Linked DNA regions of Mus musculus: region 2 is linked to region 1. The links are chromatin loops, found by intact Hi-C in ENCODE. Cell type or tissue: heart. All regions are shown on one strand. Each heading gives the region's core, and the rest is flanking DNA. Links, peaks and the distances in the headings are about the cores only.

Region 1 (8,340 bases), core at 292-8,291:
GCACGCGTGTACACACACACACACACACACACACACACACACACACACACACACACATCTCTATGAGGATCCTCAGTTTTCTAACCTCCCTAGAGTGCAAACCTGTGCTTTGTCTTTATGAGCTTTATGAACATTTGGTTATTTCCCCCACCCTGTTCTGAAGACAACTTCATCCCCTCCCCTCATCCCTTTCATAAGCCCTTCCACAGGAGACATGGCGTACCATGTGTGTCAGCCATTTCTCAGGACTTACCCCTCTTCAGAGTTGAGAGCACTGGGGTACTGTGAAGCCTCAGCTATCCAACACACTCCAGAAAAAGCTATAATTACACTTTTGTCGACTTCTTGGATTCTTCTTGCTAAGGTAGGAATGATATCTTCTTTGGGCTATGCTCATTCAAAGCAGAAGCTAAATTCTGACTGCTTAGATATTTCAGGGGTTTGGTTTACTTCCTCAGAGAAGATCAAGTCTTCCATACTCCCAAACGCCCAGAAGTGAAATATCACTGGCTAGAAACCTGCAATTAAGTGCATATTAGCATCCTTCATCTGAAGTGATCAGAAGCTTAGATATTTCTAAGATCTGTGAAACACAATAACAATGAATTGTCTTGGGAGTGAGACACAAACTCAAGCACAAACATTGTCTATGTTTTACATACACTTTTCTCCAATAGCTCAAACATAATTCTGTACAGCATTTTCAGAGTGTCTCTGTTTGGGCTGTGACCTGTCAGGTGTGATTTTTTTTTTCAGTGTGGTATCCTGTTAGCATTCTAAGCATTTAGGACATTGTAGATCAGACGTAGATTAGATTAGGTTGTTCTGCCTGTATTTGTGTGTCACTATGTAAGGTGACAAAGATGAATGAGTCACAGTCACTGTTTTATATCTGCTGCTAATCTAAAGGGAACTAAGGCACACAAACAAATGTACGAATCAGTGTGTAAGAGCCATAGTGAGAAGGGGTGGGGACACCATGGGAACATGGATCTGATTAAAGGGGACCCAGAAGCAATGATATAATATTACTATTATCTACCAGAGGTATGATCATCTACATTATGTCCTAGCTGCCTTTCTCTTGCTGTGATAGCATCGTGATCGACAGGAACTTGGAGAGGAGGTGTTTTCTTTCATGTTACATCCCAGAGCAGTGTTTCTCAGCCTGTGGGGTGTGACCATTGAAAAACACAGATTTCCAATGGTCTGAGGAACCCTCAACCATAAATTTATTTTTGTTGCTACTTGAGGACTGAAATGTTGTAACTGAGCAGTGTCTCCATTCCTAAAAACATCAGAAACTCGTTTTCCCATGATTGAAACCCACAGGTTGAGAACTGCTGCCCTACAGTCCAGTACAAAGGGAACTTGGGGCAGGTACTCAAGCAGGAACCTGGAGGTAGAAACTTAAAGCAAAGGCCATGGAGGAATTCTGTTTTTTAGCTTGCTTTGCCTGGCATGCGTGCCTGCTTTCTTATCCAACTCCAGGATTGCCTACCCAGGATTGCCACCACCTAAAATGGTCTGGATCTTCTTATATCATCATTAATCGACATTACCCACAATCTTGTCTACATACCAGTCTTATGGAGGCCATTCCTCAGTGGTAGTTTTCTTTTCCACATTACTCTAGTTCCTTTCAACTTGACAAACAACCAACTGGCACATACTTGGAATTTTAATAAAAACTTTTCTTACAGAAAAGGTGGTATGTTATCCCTTGCTTAGGTCTAGGAGGCCAGAGTGGTCTCAGCCATCGTCTCCTTTGAGCCCAAGTTCCCCAAGTGACATTATTCTGCCCCAAGTTATCAGCTTCTGGGTGTGCGCAGTAACAAGAAACTCTAACAACCTTAGATGCTGTGCTTTATAATTTTCCTGTTTATACTTAGCCTTAACTAGTCTGCATTGCTTCCCAAACACTCAGATATCTTTTAGTTCCTTGGAGTGTGTGTGTCAGTTTTAGTTTGAAAAGAGCAGTGACTAAGCAGTACCAAGGCTCTCCTATTTCGGTCTCTTAAGTGGAGTCCAGACAGTAAGATGCGTCAATGCCAGGCCCAGAATAGCAAAGCCCAAACAGGGGCTTGCTACAGCCAGATGCCCAGAGGAACATGAGACATGGGTCAAAAATTGGTCCTGACGCTCAGAGGTGAATCTGCAGCAGCCTGAGTTTAGACAGCATCTCATCAGATGATTGGTAGCATAATGCAATTTTAAAAAACTAAAAATAAAGAGAAAGTGTTTCCTTTTCTTTAACTGCTTACTTTTAAAAACAAATTGATGGAGACAAAGATCAGACTATAAGAAGAGGAAGGGAAAAAATGTAGGAAATTTCACAGAATCAGGTATGGTAACACGCTTAAAATCTTAGTACTTGGGAGGCCGAAGCAGGAGGATTGTGATTTCAAGGCTAACCTAGGCTGCATGGAAGTTTAAGGCTAGCCTGGGCTCTCTAGCAAGATGAGATCTCAAAAAAAAAAAAAAAAAAAAAAAGAGTAAAGAGAACATGAAAAGGCGGACTGGGGTGAGAATAAGGAACTAGAGAAAGTGGGAGGAGGGAGAAAAGAGGAAATAAGGATGGGGAAGGGAAGAAGGAAGGAAGCAGAAGGGGATGATGGAGAGACTGGAAGAAAGCCCCACAGCTCCGTCTGCATGTGCCAACATATCCCCAGTATTTAAAGGTCAGACAGAGTAAGGGTGGGTGTCCTGAGCCCTGAAGTATGTTCATTACACACGCTAATTAAGCAGCCAGCGTATTCTGGGTTGTCCCAGCATCCATTTTTCTATTATTCTGAATTCTCACAGAATTAAGAAGTTAAAACAGTTGTCAAGATTTGTCAAAGGAGATGTTAAACATCTCCATATACTTATATATCCAATATCTATTTATAGATTAAACATCTATAAAAAACAACAATGTCTAAATTAAGTATGTATTTTTCTTAATACAAGCAGCCCTCCATATCCTGTACTCCTATCTCATAGAAGGTATTTTCTGTTGGTTTGTCTCTTAGTTCTCATATTCTGTCAAAACCATACTCACCATATTATACGGTTTGAATCCAAGTACAACAGCCCTTCTCTTCCTCATACAGTGAAGAGGTGACCTTCTCAGTAGTCATTCATGATGTCTCCTTTGAGATTTAGTGCCTCAAAAGTGATTTAAAGCACGTGGATGGTCGTATATTCTGGGAAATTTCCCCTTTGTACAAGGGCTGAAATATTCCACTGTGCAATGTTATCCCTGTGTAGCACACTCATCTTTGTGATAATGATTGTGCAAAGGCAGCCAGCTATACCACAGGGGTGTTCTGCAAATATGGGTTACACAGTTTTTGAAGAATCATAAAAATAAAAGCATGCATTTTCCCAAAAGCCAAAAACCATGTGTTTTCTTTACAATGAGACTTTTAGTAGTAGGCCTATAATGAAGGCAGGGACACACTCACTCACACGCACACACACACTCACACGCGCACACACACACACACACACACTATGTATAATATAACATAACAGTATAATTTAGCTATATGACAATTGTATATTTTATTGTATATATTTTAATATAATTTACCTACACTATAAATACAATTTTAATGTAAATTGTCTGTACTATTATATAATATAATTTGAATGTAATTTTCCTAGAATATAATTTCAAAATTAGACATTATGCAATGCAACTTTAGCATAATGGGACATAATACAAATTTCAAGTATAGACATTGAATGTCTGGGGCAAATCCTAAAACAGAATTTCAAAGAGGCGTTCTAAGTGACAACTGAGAAGTATCCTTTTTCCTCACTGGTAACATGTTTATTTAGAATTTTATGCTTTTCCACTTTGTATAAAGGCGCTGGACTCTCATCTGTGAGGCTGACAAGGGGGGATTGTTTGCAGAGTTAACCGATAAAAGATCACTCGAAGATTCAGTAGGGATTGAAGTATCTTGAATCTAACCGGAAGAATGTTGCACTATGAATGAGATAAATGTGTGATCTACTGCCCCGAAGGCTGAGTTGGACTCTGGGGCTGTAACCACCCAGATAAGTTAGACAAAACCAGGATTATTGGGGTCTGGATTTTACCCAGTGAATTCTGCCAATCATTTCCTTCCCGTTGGCGAGCGAGCAGCAGATTGCTGTTCACAAAGTCCTCAGATTACCCACAGGGTGCTGAGAGAATATTAAAATAAATTCCAGTTCTGCCCATTGACCACAAGAGGGCATTGTTGTTCTCTGGATGTACAGCCAAGAGTTCTAACAGGAAACCATAGGAAGCCTACAATGCAGGGTACAAGTAGTAGACCTGGAATGCCAGGGCTGTGCCCATGCACCACGGCTGCCAGTCACATTGCCAACAGAACATCACCCCCACGCTGAGTAGCGGAGAAAAGGAGAGTATCTTCAACACCCTGTTCTAGTCCCTTAAGTCTCTTCCTATGTGTTGAGCTCTCGGTACCTATCTGTGACCATACTATGCACTCTGGCAGGGGTTGGTCCATCGCAATGAGTACCTTAAGACAGGAATTTACCCATCGGCATGATAAAATAGTGTGGATCATCTCTCCCTGAGGAGACTACTGAGTCTCCTGGGGGGTAGGGTGTCCATCTTTCCTTTTGTTTCCTTTCTTCTCATCTCTGTGGGTGACCATCTCCTTGCTCTCCATTTCCAGCGCCCCAGATCTCAGTGATCACTTTTGGTTTTTCTCACAGCCTCTGCTAGCTTCCGGCCTCTGCTAGCTTCCGGCATCCAACCCTCCTTTCTGCAGTGTCCTCCAGTCTTACCTAACATGTCACCTACACAAAGACCTTTCCTTAAGCTTTATTTAAATCCGCAGGCTGGGGCGGTTGCATCTGAGTAGCTCTACCTCGCTCACACTGTCTGACACATGATGTATTTTTATGGTGTCTATTGCCAGTCCCTTGCTAAGGAATGCGATTCACAAGGGAGTTTCTGTCTATTTTGTCCTCGACCATATCTCATTGCTTCCCAAAGTGCCCAGCACATGATCAACATGTGGTAAACCTATTTTGAATGAATTAAAAAAAAAAAAGTATTTAACAGAGAATTTTCCCAAGCCTGGGCAGAATAAAAAACAAACAACAAAACCAACTTGTTAACGTGAGCAACCAAAGCTGTTCAGAGAACAAAAGTTAAAGGTCACTAATGGAGGGAACCATGAAAGCCTGCAGTAACATCACAGCTCTGATAGTGGATATTAGCCCAGAAACTTAGAATACCCAAGATATAAGATACAATTTGCAAAACACATGAAACTCAAGAACGAAGACCAAAGTATGGACACTTTACCCCTTCTTAGAATTGGGAACAAAACACCCATGGAAGGAGTCACAGAGACAAAGTTTGGAGCTGAGACGAAAGGATGGACCATCTAGAGGCTGCCATACCCGGGGATCCATCCCATAATCAGCCTCCAAACGCTGACACCATTGCATCCACTAGCAAGATTTTATTGAAAGGACCCAGATGTAGCTGTCTCTTGTGAGACTATGCCGGGGCCTAGCAAACACAGAAATGGATCCTCACAGTCAGCTATTGGATGGGTCACTGGGCTCCCAATGGAGGAGCTAGAGAAAGTACCCAAGGAGCTAAAAGGGTCTACAACCCTATAGGTGGAACAATATGAACTAACCAGTACCCCCTGGAGCTCGTGTCTCTAGCTGCATATGTAGCAGAAGATGGCCTAGTCGGCCATCATTGGGAAGAGAGGCCCATTGGTCTTGCAAACTTTATATGCCTCAGTACAGGGGAAAGCCAGGGCCAAGAAGTGGGAGTGGGTGGGTAGGGGAGTGGGGGGGGGTATGGGAGACTTTTGGGATAGCATTGGAAATGTAAATGAAGAAAATACCTAATAAAAATAATAATTTTTAAAAAATCTACAGAAATTGTACAAATGAGATTTTTCTGGGCTGCACAACGAGCCAAGAATTCTTTGATATGAAGACCCCTAGAAGCTGAGTCACAGGAGACTCTGGGAAGCTGAGCTTAAGGATGGTTAGTTGAAGATTTCAAAACCATCTGCCCCACAGCATTGTCTTCTGTGGTGCCAAGCTGAGAACATGTCTATAGTTCCAAGAGCGTGCTATGAGGACTTCAGTAGGAATAGGTAACGTGACAGTCACCACTCACAAAGCCCAGGTTGTTTAGAGAGACAGTGCTTTGTAATATTAATTCTTCCTAACATTTTCTTTTAATTTATAGATGGGGCCAGCCCATAGGAACTACCTATGTTACTACACATTTGACAACAAAGCGTGTTTGTACAATGCCACATGTTTTTATTTTCTATCCTTGTGCTTTGAAATCTGGGGCCTTTGCCGACTGTCGGTGACTGCTCACCTTATGTCAGCAAGGACCTGGAGACAACACAGAGCTCCTAACAGAAGAAGATCCCAGGACAAATGAGACGATCTAAGTTCAGCTCCTACCCTCCTACTATAATATCACGCTAAGACCAACTTCCAAACAAAGAACAAGGTAGAGCTTGGTGAAAGGACCTCAACCATCCAGTGCAAGCCTGCTTGCCCTGCCTTAGCACAGCAGCAGAGCCCCTAACCCAGGTTCCCTTGTTCCCCTCGCCTCCGGGCTCAGCAGTGCTTCTCCTTACAGATGTCCACATGTGACATGTTCCCTGCCTTTGCTGACTGTGAGAAGTGGATTATCTTTTAAAAGACAGTTGGGTATTGTTTTGTTCTTTTCTTTTTATACCTAGATAAGGAAAAAGCATGTGTTTAGGGATTTGTGGGGAGGAAAAGAAGTTAGCATTTGGTTTTTAGAACCTTTCCTACGGTGGTATGGAATATCAGTGGTGAGAACTGAGCTGAAGCGATTAGGCTGAGTTAGCTTTCTGTACTGTAAAGATAAAGAAGAGAGAGTGCACGGTAATGAGGTGGGTCTCAGGGAGAGAGTCCCAGGAGCTGCGTTTCCAGCCTCACCTATTGTTATCTGGTTTAATAGGCCTGAGAGATTAGCTTTGGGTGACTATGTCTACGGGCAAAACTGTATCTCTCTATTACAAATAGAAAGGGTTTGAGATAGAGATTGTCATTAAAGATGTGACAAATGAGATTCTAGGAGATTAAGTCTGTGTGGCTAATGAACCAATGGTGTAAGCATGGCTGAATCCACCATCATTTCATCCGTGCCTTACACTGCTAAGTCTTTACAAGCTGCCTTTTAAAATTGTCAACACAATAAATTAAGTGTACCAAATAAAAATACAAAACCACAACATAAGTATATAATGTGAAAAGTATGTAACGTGAAAACTGCAATCTCTAGTCTATTCCCCACCTTTCATCACCTGCTCCTCGGTAATGACTTAGGCTACGTTTTAGGTGATGTCTCAAACAGAAAGCCATGCTGCCCCAAATACACACACACACACACACACACACACACACACACCCACACACACACCACACATAAGCACACGTGCAAACTCATACACACACACACCACACACATAAGCACACATGCATACTCATACACACACGTACTCATGCACACACATGTACATGTATAATTCAGCACACAAACATATGTATACATATATACACATACACATGTATACACAAATATATACACACAGACAAAGACTCACACAAAATGCTACTAGACATTCATAGACATAGAATAAATGTCTATGGGAAAAATTCTAACATCCAACTAGTAGAACTATTACAAATTAAACATTGAGAAAGATAGAAATAACTAATCTAGGGGAAGACAAGAGAGAACAGGATGGGGCCAAAATGGCAAATCATGCAGTTCCCTGCACTGCCTGTCTGAGGCTCCATTAGCCCAAGGTAATGAAGGTGAATCTTGGGAGTGGCAATAGTGATCTCTAGTGGACTAGAGTGTGATGATGGTGCATACTAGTGATAATGTACTCAGATATGGGGATGGACACACACTGAAGAAGGAGGAGGAGGAGGAAGAGGAGAAATGAAGATGAGGAAGAAGAGGAGGTGGAGGAGGAAGAGGAGAAATGAAGATGAGGAAGAAGAGGAGGAGGGGAAAAGAGGAGGGAGGAGAAGGAGGAAGAGGTGGAGGAAGAAGAGGAGGGGAAAAGAGGATGGAGGAGAAGGAGGAAGAGGAGGAGGAGAAAGAGGAGGGGGATGAAGAGGAGGGGGAAAGAGGAGGGAAGAGAAGGAGGAGGAGGAAGAGGAGGAAAAGGAGGGAGGAAGAGGAAAGAAGAGGAGGAGGGAGGAGAAGGAGGAGGAGGAGGAGGAAGAGGGGGGAGGAGGAGGAAAGAGGAGGAAGAGGAGGAAGAGAGGAGATATCTAGCTATTTGTTACTCTGACACCTCC
Region 2 (8,340 bases), core at 231-8,230, 150 kb after region 1:
TCTGATGTGAGATCCTGCTTGCCAAAGAGAAATTACCCATTAGCTCAGGACCCCAGCTACCTCTGAAGAAGGAAAGAGAAAGAGAAGGGAGAGAGAGGGAAGAAAGGAGAGAGAAGAGAGAAAGGAGAGACACTAACAACCCAACTCATAAGCTCACCTTCCAATCTATGATGAAGTTCACTTGTTTTTACTCAAGTCTTAGTCTCTCCATATCTCCGTTGTCTGTGCTCCGCTAGCCCTTCCTACCTCTATAAAATAGGACACTATCCTCTGCCACAGCCTGACTGGCATGCTCCTCTTCATCCTGCTTTGTTAATGTGCTGGAAATATATACAACTCTCTCGTTCCCCAGCTCAGGAGGCCCCAGTGCTTCTCATTGCCTGTGAGTGTAAATGGAAGTACCTCGGCGTGGGAAGAAAGGCCAGTGCTTTGTCCTTCTTTAGCAGCATCCTGTTAGCTCTCTCTGCCTTATTCTTATGAATCATGATGCAGACTCTCAGCTACCACCAAAGCACCACGCCAGTCTGCCCGTTGCCGTGCTTTTTGCCACGATGCCCTGAACTCTATTTTACCCTCCAGAACCATGAGCCGCAATGCAAACACTTTTCTCTTATAAGTTACTTTGGTCCTGGTGTTTTGTCCCAGCAACTAAAAAGTACCTTATCTTACTCCATTTCCTTTGCCTCGCCCCATCCTTTGGCCTTTTATAATGCCCATCCTACAATTGAGTAGGACCCTCCCCAAAACAGTGCTGCCATTCAGATTGTATGAGTCTGTCCACCTATAGAATTATAAGAGTCTTTCTGACTGTAGACTTCATAAAAGAAGAATAAGTTCTAGGAATATGTCACCTCTTCTCTAGAGTTAACATCTTCAAGATCATGTTTTGCCACTTTCAGAGACTCATTTGGAGAGTCTTAGCATCTTATTTAAAGATGCTTTCTCTGCCTTGAGCCTGTGTGTGGCAAATTAAACCAAAGAGCGTATATTAGACTATGCCATGCTTATTTGACTTTGGATTCAACTACTTTCTGGCAGTTTTTGAATTCTTTCTCCTAAGCAAGCACACTTTTTTTGCCATTTCAGAATCTCTCTCAGACAGACTGTGTAGCATTAGAGTTGAATGTTCTCCCATATCTTGCAAAATAACACCACATGGCATTAGACCTTGAAGATCCAGTGCCTAAAAGGCAGAGGGTAAGGAATGTCTTGTAAGAACATTTGCTACTCTTGTGAAGGACTTTGGTTTGGATCCCAGCACCTACATGGTGGCTCGCAACCACCTGTAACTCCAGCACTAGGTGATCCAACACCATCTCTGGCCTCTACAGGCTACAGGATGCATGAAATGCATATAAACCCATGCAGTGCACATATACACATAAGTAAAGCATAGTAGTAAATAAAAAGTAAAGAAGATGGAATGAAGCTGTATACCTTAAAGCTTTTCCTCTCTGCTATGCTGTGGTCACGGTGAAGGTTTGCACATTCCAGATTTTTATGTGTAAGGAAGTCTCTGAGGAAACCAAGACCTCTGTGGCATGAGTTGTGCCAGACCTAGGTGGCAAATTGCCAGAACTGAAACTCCACTGGGCATGATAGTGGTCTTGCCTGCCCCGGGAAGGTGGAGGCAGCCAGCCTGTGGGGTAAGATGTTGGCAAGGCAGGGGCATTGTTATGGTTTTACAGTCATAGGAATGGAGCAGAATTCCAGCTGAGACCACTCCAGCTGAGACCTGAGAGCTATGGGGGTGAATGGGAATAAGCAGACCTCCTGTGTGCAGAGCTGGAGTCCTATCCATACTCTACAGTGCCATAGCTGAAGGAAAGTGAGGAAACACTGGATACATGCTGATTTCACAAATTATAAGTACCCCAATCCTTACAAATATATCACGTATTAGTAAGAATCTCAAAAGGGAAACTGTGGGAATCCCACAAAAATACATATGTGTATAGGCTTGGAAAAAATGATGAGCTATTAGGGATCATTTCCAAATTAAAAATGAATAGTTCAAAAGAAAGGGACTTGGTGGCATGTCTTAAAAAAAAACACAAAGAAATTTAAATTTTGTTTTTTTCTTTATCAAAGTATTATTTTTTAATATTAAAGATGACATGTAAGAGCCAGCTGTCATGGCTTTCACCTATAATCCCACCACTCAGGAGAGTAAGTCTGGCTAGAGGATCAAAAGAGTTCAAGGCTAGCCTGAGCTACACAGGAAGACAGTGGGTGAGGAAGCAGAAAGAAGAAGCTGCAATACCCTTGGGAGACAGTCCATGTAAGCCTGATCAATCTAAGTGATTGATTACCATGCACTTTATATTGCAATTTCATATTCCAATGCCCTTATGCTAATTAACTGACTAAACATTTATAGTTCTAAAATATATTTTTATTTGTTTTATTTACAATCCAGTCATGACCCTCCCCCAAACCCAGTCATCCCTCCTACAGTTCCTCATCCCATTCCTCCTCCCCTTGTTTCCAAGAGAATGCTTTTTAAAAGTATTTCCATACCACTGAAAGGATTGTATTTATATGGGTCAATCTTGGAATGTTGCGTTGCATATATTAGCAATTACGTTCTGTGACAGATCGCCTACCTTAGCCTGCTTCGTTAAAGTGAAATCTGCTGAAGTGGTCAAGCACCATAGCAAATATGTTTCCTTCCAACCCACTCGCATTTGACAAAGGACTCCATGAAGAGTCTCAGTCTCTCTCTCTCTCTCTCTCTCTCTCTCTCTCTCTCTCTCTCTCTCTCTCTCTCTCTCTCGCTTTTCATCTTGGGGTGTTTTGAAATGCTTTAAAGAGTTTTGAAGTCAGTGACACCGCTGACAAATAGCACGCACCCAAGTGCCCACGTAAAATGTTTCAAGGGCATGGTTGAAGTTCAGCTTCCCTGGCCCATTCCTGCCTATGAAGAAATGGAATAGCAGTTTGTGGGGAGCGCTAAGGCTCCCAGGGGTATTTGTCTGGATGTGACTTTCTCCAGGAAAAAGTGGTTTGATGATCTCTGTCAATGTCAACAATCTGCATAAATTTAATATTTTTCTGGACATCTTTTGAAAGAAACAAGCTTACTTAGATTTACATAATTTTAGCTTTTTACATGCATATATATATATTTAAATATGAAAGTTGGCTCTGGAATCTTGTGATGGTTGCTGGGAGAGAAAGCAGCCCACACTTTTTCCCTTTACTTGTTATTCGTTAGCCTCACACCACTGGGAAAAAAAAAATCATGCTCAAATTTGGCAAAAAAAACCTCAAACAACAAAATTTTAAACCTTTCCATCCCTTCTTTTTTCAAGCAATGCTGAAATGAATTTTTCCTGATGGATTCTGTTATCAAATTATTTTCCTTCTGGGGGAAATGTCACAAGTTTACTTAAACATGAGAAGTAGTTTTATCCCTTTTTCTACTAAATAGGTCAGTTAAAATTTGAATATCACTGAAATAAAAGGGAATTTTGATGTTCTGCAGCTAGGCAACAATTTTCTATTTAAGTGTATGTTTTATTTCATCCCATCTTATTTGTTAGAGGATTTGAAATTACTTTTTGAGGACATCTTTTGATATGTTTTACATCTCTGAAAATTGGGTATACTTTATGACTTTGGAAAACTTCTATACTTTGGAAATTGCCTTGAAAAACAATAATGTGGCTTCCGGGATAAAGGACCAGTTTTATACTGTACAAAACAAATCAAGAATATGCTGGTTCTGCAATATAAATGTCAAAACTTTTTGGAGCTAAATTTTTGTAAGGTCTATCCATAAGTTATATTATTTGAAGAGGAACGTTTTCCATTCACTATTTTGGAACCCTGAAGAATAGTTCTCACTTTAGGACCTACTAGCAAATGGCTGGTGAGTGTAATAAATATTTAATATTGTTCACATTATACTCAGGTGAGAGTAACATGTATTTATTTTTTCTTATGTGACCAAGTATATGCTTTATCTCACTAATGTCATAAATTAATATAATTGTTATGAAACCTGGTTAGCCACTATTTTATTATTTGAATAGTTGTCAGTTCTTCGTTCCATTGTCATAACTTATGTTTACCCCACACGTGGGTTACTTCTAGAACTATTTGTTGAGCGTGTTCTTCTGTGCCAGGAACCATGCTACTTGACACAGACCTCACACTCCTTGAGTTGTCAATCAGATAGAGGACACACACTCTCTCTTTAGATAATGAGAAAACATTACTTAACATCAAGTGTTGCATTTTATTATATTTTAGTTCTTTATTAATTAAAATAAAGATTAGATGAGAATTAGTGAGATGTTACCTGAATTGAATCCTCTGTATAAATCATGGCCAAAAAAATATGAAGTAGGTGTTAAAATTCTTATTTTACATGTGAAGTAGTATGATGTAGGCTGTAGTTACAAAGCTATAATCTGAGCATCTATTTATATTTTGTATATTTTATACATATTTGTAATGTACTATACAAAGTATTTCTCTTCCATCCACTCTATTTACAAAGCACATTAAGGATACATAGTAATTATTGGGTTTGGGGGCACCAGTTGCTTAATTTCTTAGATTTGGAATAGTTTTCATTAGGGAGACAAAGAAGCAAGGTATTACAAGGTGATAATCACAGTGGACATGCACTATTTATTTGATTTGAAATACCATTCTAGAAGGCAAAGCCATTGTTGGACTCTGAGGAACAAAAAAGGGACAGTGACCTACCCACAGAAAGAATGCTATGGAGAAGCCGATCGGTTACTTATCAGCCTGCTATTATTACAGTGCCAAACCGACGTGCTCGCATTGCTTGGGCATGATGTGACTGGTAGTTATGGTCAAACAACATGATAAGGATAAAGTGATGACCTCATCCTCCATGAATAACTTCCACTTTGTTTTCTAGAGTCAGTCATTTTAGGAATACAGATGAGGAAGGCATCACACCAAATATCCAGCTACGTACCAGAGTGCTTTTAAACCTTGGTCACAGCCAGACAGGAAAGATCTTGTAAATATAAATTCTGCTGAACTCTCTTGTTGAGAAAGAATAGCTTTATTGAAGGAGACTCAAGACAGGGTTAGACCTTCACCCTCATATGTGAATTCAGAATAATGATTTGTTGAGCAGTGGCTCCCATCTTTAGATTTGAAAGATGATTGACAAATTCTCAAAAACTTTAATGGAGAAGATGCCCATTATCCCCCACAAGACTGCTTGGAACAAATTCAGTTTTTACAAGAAAGGCTACAAGGGCAACCATAAGCAAACGTGCTTCTGGGTCAGTCTTCTGCAAAGGTAGCCACACCTAGACAAATAAGACCAATCTAAGTTTGGGATAAATATAAGACAAAGGCACAAAAATAAAATGAAATTAAGAAATGGAATAATTCTGTGTCACCAACTCTTCTTGAATGGTGTTTTAATATACAAAAACCAAAATGAATTGCGGCTTTGCCATATACACTCTTCCTCTAATTTGCCATAAATCCATTTTTTTAAAGCTTCTAAAGCAAAATATGTGGGAGTAACTTCATCTATAAGCATCCAAAATGGGCAGAGGCGAACTAGGTAAATGGAACAGGATGATCATTTCACTAGAGTTGATCTGGGTGAATTGCTGCTTTAACTATTTATATACACAGAGTGTGCGTCTCTTAAGCAAAGGCACATCCTAAAATTTAAGAATACAGTACACGTATATGTAACATAGGCATATATAATATATGTATAATATGTTCATTATCACGTATGCATATGTAGATGCATACAGCATTTCTATGAGTTTGAAGTCTCACTACCTTCCTGGATTGTGAATAAAGGAGTAACTGCATCTAAAATGGTGCATTTGATAGAAACTAGCAAGTCTTAAGTGAACACATTGCAAAGAGTTAATATGAAGAGAACAAATATTCATAAGTTTTAAATGTATCCATTTTTTTCTTTTTCATGACAGGGTAGGGTATATTTATGAACAGAGAACATGGGTGATAATCACAGCATGTATTGAGCCATTGTTGTATGCTTAACGCCGTGGTGACGTCTTCTTTTTGAGGGAATTATTTAATCGGCCATTGTGTTAGCAAGGCACTGCTCTTGATGCTAATGTAGAAATGCGAGAGTTGAGGCCTTGCCAACTTCAGTCTGACTCCACTTGGCCCTAGTTAGAAAAACATGGAGTGTGTTGCCCTATTTGTTTTCTTTCCTGCATTGGAACAGGATGTTGCTGTATAGTCCAGCCTGCCTTTGAACCCACAATTCTCCTAGCTCAGCCTCCAGAGTGCTAGGATTACAGGGGAGGCCACTGTGCCAAGCTCAAGAAATAGACTTTTAAAAACACTAGCGGTATCACAGAATGAGTGGAGAGGGGACTCAAGAGTATCATGTTCTAGTCTAGACTACCATTCCTTGAGGGTGGGTGCCAAGTCCTTGCACAGTTCCAGAGACTCTACTTGATTGGAACAATGAGAGAACAAAGAAAAGACAAATGCATGGACAGACAGAAACATGGACACAGAAAATCTGGGATCTCAGATGGAGAAGTCACAGCCTCCAGAAGCCCAAAGTATTTATTTTATACAGTTGAACAGGGATGTGGGGTTACTGCACACAGCTGAATCAAGGAGGGATATTTAGCTAACCTGGGTTAGTGCAGCCTTTCCAGGGAAGCTGTCTTCAGGCCATAAACATTTGTCTGGGGGAGAAAGCTCTGGTGTGTTGTCAAAATTATTTCATCTCAGTTAAGGCTTCCACCGGCTTTTGATCATTCAGTTCCCAGATAAAGGACACACAACTTCTATATTTACAATAAGCCTTAATCAGCACCATAGCTGGGAAGATATCTGCCCTCTATGTTGTTAAAATCTATTTCCCCATCATTAACCTCATTTCCTACTTTGCCATGTTCCATCTGGACAGTTCTTAACTCCATTTGACTAGCCCTCATGAGGCTTACCTACACCATGGTGGCTTCCTCCTCTCTCCACCTTTTTCTCTCTCCTCTCATGGTTCTCCCCAGACCCTGCCTATCTCAATTCTGTCTGGCTATAGGCTGTAGACATCTTTATTCACCAACCAGGGATAATTAGAGGACAGGTCACTGGATATGTCACTTGGGTACCAGCAGACTCGATTACCCCTGGGGGCAATCAGTCCTTGGGGGGGGGGCAGTATTTAGCATTATAATACAAACAAAAGACAAAATCTCATTAATAGTGAGTGTTTTCTACAGACTGTCAGAATTCACACTCATACTTCCCAGAGAAAGACTTCCATCCCTCTGAGCTTCCACTGAGAGAGACTTTGCAAAGCTGTCTTAGGGTTACACTGCTGCAAAGAGACACCTTGACTACCATGGCAACTCTTATAAAGGATAACAACTAGTTGGAGCTGGGTTACAGGTTCAGAGGTTCAGTCCATTATCATCAAGGCATGGTGTAGGATGAGCTGAGAGTTCTACAACTTCATCTGAAAGCTGCTAAGAAAAGACAGACTCCCATGTGGCTAGGAAGAGGGTCTCAAAGCCCACCCCACAGTGACATACTTCTTCTAATAAGGCCATACCTACTCCAACAAGGCCACATCTCCTAAGAGTGCCACTGCCTGAGCCAAGCATATTCAAACTACCACACACACTCATGGTACTGAGGCATTAGTCTTTAACGTGACTGCATCTGGGTTAACAAGTCACACCCACTCAGGACTTCATCCACTCTGGCTTCCTCCACTCCCTTGAAGGTAGGTACTATCTTGGTGACTCTTGTGGTCAGTTCTTAAGTTCTCAATTGGGTCCTTTATATGGTGAGCAATTGGCTCGCCATATGAAGAAAGCGAGAAGACTCTTGACTCAACATCAGACAAGTTGCTTGACCCATGTGAGTGCCATCATCTTCTATTTTATTTCTAGAATCTCTTTTATTCCCAAAATGATTTGAAATAGCCTGCATAGATATACTGTCCAAGACCTTTAAGAGATAAGAGCTTGAGAGTGATAGACTTTATTTAGAACTCAGACTGAAAGTTAGTGAAGAAATGGAGTCACTGCTGGACTGACTCCCCTCCACTGCCACCCCTCCCCCACCTACTCACTCTTCTTCTGCCACATTTGGCCAGAGCAATCTGCTCCTGTGGGAGTCTTGAGAGGAAAGAAGAGAAAAGCCCAAAATACCAACTTGGCTGTCTAATTGTTTTTAATTATGAAATCACTCAAGGTCGAGATGAGTGTGCTAAGCCCATTTCAGAGGCAGAGATCCAAATCCTCAAACAGCAGAAAACCTTGGGGGACAGAACAAAGAGGCTTCTTTATCAAGTGAAATCTGAAAGGTTCTAAGGAGTGGAGAGTCACA

What was found. Peaks named below come from ENCODE experiments on the same cell type or tissue, not always from the same donor. Only the 100,000 strongest peaks of a DNase experiment are listed, where the experiment ranks them.
Region 2: it touches region 1 in a loop (2.2-fold over the local background); 2 of 42 quality-filtered maps call a loop at or near these places.

What each region holds. Positions count from the first base shown.
Region 1 is chr8:45,450,276-45,458,615 of GRCm38, forward strand. No RefSeq gene overlaps it. Among named protein-coding and RNA genes, the nearest start is that of Tlr3, 44 kb to the left of the region's middle. In heart, for the core only: CTCF peaks have their summits at 4,208 (motif pointing right) and 7,814; a DNase peak (open chromatin) is centred at 2,076.
Region 2 is chr8:45,602,426-45,610,765 of GRCm38, forward strand. All of the region lies in intron 1 of Sorbs2 (sorbin and SH3 domain containing 2), which reads left to right. It overlaps Gm16351 (a long non-coding RNA gene), which reads right to left and starts at 2,479. Exons shown (of 5, transcript XR_003947381.1): 1 at 1-2,479. In heart, for the core only: no CTCF peak of the experiment used is centred there; a DNase peak (open chromatin) is centred at 4,796; H3K27ac peaks cover 1,116 bases.